2 separate regions of the Homo sapiens genome follow, and region 2 is linked to region 1. Evidence: read pairs that join two places in POLR2A ChIA-PET (ENCODE). Cell type or tissue: PC-9. All regions are shown on one strand. Region 1 overlaps VPS35L (VPS35 endosomal protein sorting factor like). Region 2 overlaps GPRC5B (G protein-coupled receptor class C group 5 member B).

Region 1 (2,500 bases):
AGGACGCAGGTGTAGATGCGGATTTTCTCATCGCTGTTGTCCTCCCAGGTGTAGTCCTGGATCACGTTGAGAAGCTCTCGAACAAGAAACAGGACCCCATGTTCAGGATGATCCTAGCAGAGAACCGAAAAAAGGATAAATAATCCCAAAGATGAAGCAGGGAGGGAAAAAGAAAATCAACACAGAAGCCCAGATCCTCCCGCAGCAGCTGTAGAGAAATTAACGTTGTCAGTTACTGAACAAAGGCAAGACCCACTCACAAGCCTGGTTAAACAATACAGAGGAAAATGACAAAACGTGATTCCCACGAATCAACACGCTCCTGTCTGGGCAAACGAGCTTTGAGAATCCCTTTTTGGATCCCAAAAAGGAGAAGGCAAAGTTACCTGTCAGCTTAATGGCCTGTTTCCAAAATTACACTCTTATTTTTCTGTGGGTGGTGGGAGTTAAAAAAAAAGGAAGCCCTGTTCCAACCACAAAAGCAGGATCGCGGGTATCGTAGCAGATGGAACGGTAGAAGCCACCTACGCTGGGTGAGCCCCCGGATGATCCCTGCCACCACTCGAGGCAGTGACTTTAAATAGAGCCTCACTCTTTGGGATGCTCAACAACGGTAACAGCCAAATGGAGGACGCTCTCTTGGGAGAGGCAAAACCTGAGAGACAGTCACAGAGTTTATAGCAAACAGTGTTTCTCAGATGCTAAACTGAATCTATAAAAAGTTTTGGGGTGTAAAAAAGTAAGCAGCTTCAATTCCATTCCAAAAAGGTGTATGTGAGTCTGGGGATGCCCTGCTGAAAGCTCTCCAGACTTCTCACTCTGTGCAGAAGCTCTGCACGGCCAGCCCCTTCCATGGCCTTGCTAGCCCACCCCATGCGGGTCCCCTTCCCTTACCCCAGCCACATTAAGGTGGGGAGAACAGCACGATTGGAACCCGCAGCGGCAGGGGGAACAGCATGATTGGAACCTGCAGCGGCAAGAGGCCATCTAGCCCAAGATGTAGTCTTGCTTGCAGGAACAAAGCCATCGCCAAAACATGGCCCAGGAGGAATGGGGGAGAAATACCCCAGCCTCGCTTTCCTCCTGCCCTGCATATGCTGCTGCCTCCTACTGGCTGAACAAATTGGGAGCTAGAGGAAGGATAGGTGAGGCAGTCCCCAGAGGCCAGTCTCCCCCACACACAGTAGGACAAAGGGCACAGAGTGGCACCAGGGGCTGGCACACACGTCCAGGTGCTGGCCTCCAGCCAGGCACGTTCTCTCTGACTAGAGTCTGTGCCCCAGGGCTTGGCCAGACGGCTCCTTGGTAGCCTGCAGTTCTCATCTTACACATTAGCTCTTTAATGAGGCCTTCCCTGACATTCCATCTGCAGTCCTCTTACTCTCTCTTCATCACAAATCATCCTGTTTTTTTAGGGGGGGGGCGGGTTCTGAGACAGGGTCTCACTCTGTCACTCTGGCTACAGTACAGTGGCACAATCACAGCTCGCTGGAGCCTTGACTCTGAGCTCAAGCGATCTTCCACCTCAGCCTCCTGAGGTGCTGGGACTACAGGTACATACCACCACGCTTGGCGAATTTCTATTTTTTGTAGAGATGAGGTCTTGCCATGTTGCCCAGGCTGGTCTCAAGGTCCTGGGCTCAAGCGATCCACCTGCCTTGGCCTCCTGAACTGCTGGGATTAAAGGCATGAGCCACCGCGCCCAGCCTCTGTGTTGTTTTTTACAGAGCACTTCTCACTATCTGAAATGATCTTAGGTATTCCTTCAATGACCTGCCCAACAATATCTCGTGGTTTTCCTGGTTCTCTCTGTTTCATGCTAGCCTATAACCTCCAGGAGGACAGGCACTTCATCTATTGCATTTGCCAATACACCGCCAGGTCTGCTGGCTGCACACTGTATTCTGTTAATGGCGCCTCCAGGAACTCAATGTGGATGGTGTCCCTGATGACATTCAATCCCGCCCTGTCTCTGGCTCCTGGGACAGTGCTGGGCACTGACATGCATTGGGTGAATAATGTTGAATGGATTGTAGTTTTTGGGTACCTTCTATGTGTCAGGTACTGAAGTGGCTATGAAAACAACAACAGCTAATATTAATAGCAGCTACCATAGCTTTTCTATGTTCCAGGGTGATACTACGACGAAGCCCCATTTCGCAGATGGGAAATGAGCCACTGAGAGGGTAAGTGGCCCAAGGTCACACAGTTGGTACATGGGGGACCCAAGGTTCAAGCCCCAGGAGTTTGGCTCCAGAGTGGACATTTCTAACTACTGGTACCAGATTCGCACTGCCTCTCTGCAGATAAACCAAGCGTCTCTGACTTTATAGAACTTGTGAACAGGGGGAGGCATACATGCAGTCAGCTACTTAGAATACAAGTGTGGAGTATGAGCAGCATTGCCATTATATCCAACGTGAATGTGTGTACATATTGCAGTCATACTTTCAAGTGGGTGAGGACAATTGTGGAGGGGCGTGGGATGTTTTGTACAAGC
Region 2 (2,500 bases), 190 kb before region 1:
CTGCAAAGCACATTCCTGCCTGTCATCCTCCCAGCCACCCTGGGGCTGGATGGGATTAGAGAGGCTGCTTGCAGCATTGCTTGCTGAAACTTGCTGAGAAGTCTCTTAACTGAGCTGGCCATTGATGAGATGTCTCAGGGGAATCCATTCCAGGGCCCCTCCACTGGGTCGGGGACTGTTGGCATTTTGTTCTGACACCTCCAGTTCTTAAATTTTGATCCCTCGTGTGCTTTAGTACCTCGTGACAAGCAATTGTGCTAGGATGATGTTTCTCCAAAGGGTGGTAGGTTGAAATGCGCCCAGTGGGTATGCAACATGGGTTACATCAACGAGCGATTTTATTTTATTTTTATTTATTTATTTATTGAGACAGAGTCTTGCTCTGTTGCCCAGGCTGGAGTGCAGTGGCAAGATCTTGGCGCACTGAAACCTCCACCTCCCAGGTTCAAGCGATTCTTCTGCCTCAGCCTCCCAAGTAGCTGGGACTATAGGCACGTGGCACCACGCCCAGCTAATTTTTTTTATTTTTAGTAGAGACAGGGTTTCACCATACTGGCCAGGCTGGTCTCAAACTCCTGTCCTCAAGTGATCCTCTTGCCTCAGCCTCCCAAAGTGCTGGGATTACAGTTATGAGCCACTGCACCCAGTCTCAATGAGCAATTTAAAAATGTCTGGAGATAAATACTTGAATGTGTTTGGTTTTCTTGTAAGTGGGTTGATTCAAAAGTTAAGTAAATAACCGCCCAGGTGGTGTGTGGACAAAGCATAAGTAGCTGTGGTGGCACGTCAGTGACCGACGTGGCAGGACCACGAATAAGTGCTGGATTGCAGGCCGACCGATGCCTGGGGTGCATCCTCACCCCGGAAGGTACCTGAGCAGGATGCTGGGGCGGAATGCTGGCCGGATGCCTTCTATTCTGAGGCTGCCTCCTCTCATCAGTAGGCAAAGGACATGAGCCCGACAGCCCCAGGCACCTTTTCCTTCAGTAACATCAATAATTTATGCCACTGGAAAGCCTCACAGCCAGGGCAGGATCTGAGATGCTCACAGGATCTCTGTAACAGTGAGGTGGTCGATACCGCATTTACTTAGGGAAGCCCCAGGGACGTACTGGAGCCCGGGGAGAGCAGCTGGTCACAACCCCACACGTGGGTTGAGCTGGGGCAGTAAGTCTGGCTTGAGAGGCCAGGAAACAAGCATCCAGCCAGCTGTGCGGGCTGTGGCTTTCCTAAAGACCAGGCTCCCTTCAAAAGCAAGGGGCCGTTAGAGAAAAAAAAAAAAAAAGGGAAGGAGCTGGTAGCCGTGAGGTAGGGGACAGTCCTCACTATGTTTCTCATTCATTCAGTATTTACTAAACATCGTGCCAGGTGCTGTGTGTCGAGCTTGAGTCTACAGCCATGGTTCTCATCCAGGTGATTTTGCTCCCCCAGGGGACATCTAGCACTGTCTAGAGACATTTTGGGTTGTCACAGTTGGAGGAGGGGACGTGCTACCGGTATCCAGTGGGTAGAACCCAGCGATGCTGCTAAGCATCCTGCAACGCACAGTCCCCCATGACAGAGAACAACCCAGCCCAAATGTCAGTCGTGCCAAGACTGAAGGAGCCTTGTCTGCCGGTGAACAAGAGAGACCATGTCCCTGCCCTGCCACGTCTTGCAATGGAGGAAGTGAGGATGGGAGGACAGGAGGAAGGGAAGGCAGAAACAAAGTAAACAGCCAAAAAATGACAGACGTGATTAGACCAGAGGCTGTGGTGGAGAGGACTGGGGTGTGACCTTGGCCAAGTCTGAGTTGATGGCATCAGAGCTGAGCTCAGCACTGGGAGGAGGAGTGGCCAGGCAGAGGGAGCAGAGGGGCAAGAGGAGACTTGGGTTAGGCCCATCGCTGAGGCTGCTGTGTGGACTCCAGCTCGTATATGGGCAAGAGAGAGGGCAGCAGGGAGAATTCTGCAGGTTTCCCAGGGAGAGAGGCACTCTGGGGAATCCTCCAGAGATGTTCTAGAGAGCGAGCGTGGGAGGTGAGGGAGAGACGCAGCCTGGAACCAAGGAAGACAGCTGCTTTTGTGTTTACTACATTTGAAATGCTGGGATTCCAGCACTTTGGGAGGCCGAGGCGGGTGGATCACCTGAGGTCAGGAGTTCGAGACCAGCCTGGCCAACATGGTGAAACCTAGTCTCTACTAGAAATACAAAAAAATTTAGCCAGGCGTGGTGGCGCACGCCTGTAATCCCAGCTACTCAGGAGGCTGAGGCAGGAGAATCGTTTGAACCTGGGGAATCAGAGGCTGTAGTGAGCCTCCGATTGCGCCACTGCACTCCAGCCTGGGCGACAGACAGACTCCGTCTCAAATAAAAACAAAAAAGGAAAGAAATGCTGGGAGCCCGCGGAGTGAGGTCGCACCCAGGAGTTGAGTTGTGTGACCTTGTGCAAAGGTTGTCACCTCCTGGAGACTCTGTATTGTCACCTGTAAGATGGAGGTCCTAATAGGAGCTGTCTCAC

What was found. Peaks named below come from ENCODE experiments on the same cell type or tissue, not always from the same donor. Only the 100,000 strongest peaks of a DNase experiment are listed, where the experiment ranks them.
Region 2: POLR2A ChIA-PET joins it to region 1 with 36 read pairs; 8 of 35 experiments call an interaction of 5 or more read pairs at or near these places.

What each region holds. Positions count from the first base shown.
Region 1 is chr16:19,679,838-19,682,337 of GRCh38, reverse strand. It overlaps VPS35L (VPS35 endosomal protein sorting factor like), which reads right to left. Exons shown (of 31, transcript NM_020314.7): 28 at 1-113. Among named protein-coding and RNA genes, the nearest start is that of KNOP1, 37 kb to the left of the region's middle. In PC-9, no CTCF peak of the experiment used is centred here; a DNase peak (open chromatin) is centred at 1,237.
Region 2 is chr16:19,873,645-19,876,144 of GRCh38, reverse strand. The region is part of intron 1 of GPRC5B (G protein-coupled receptor class C group 5 member B); the gene reads left to right. Among named protein-coding and RNA genes, the nearest start is that of GPRC5B, 10 kb to the left of the region's middle. RefSeq lists an enhancer at 1-342. In PC-9, no CTCF peak of the experiment used is centred here; no DNase peak of the experiment used is centred here.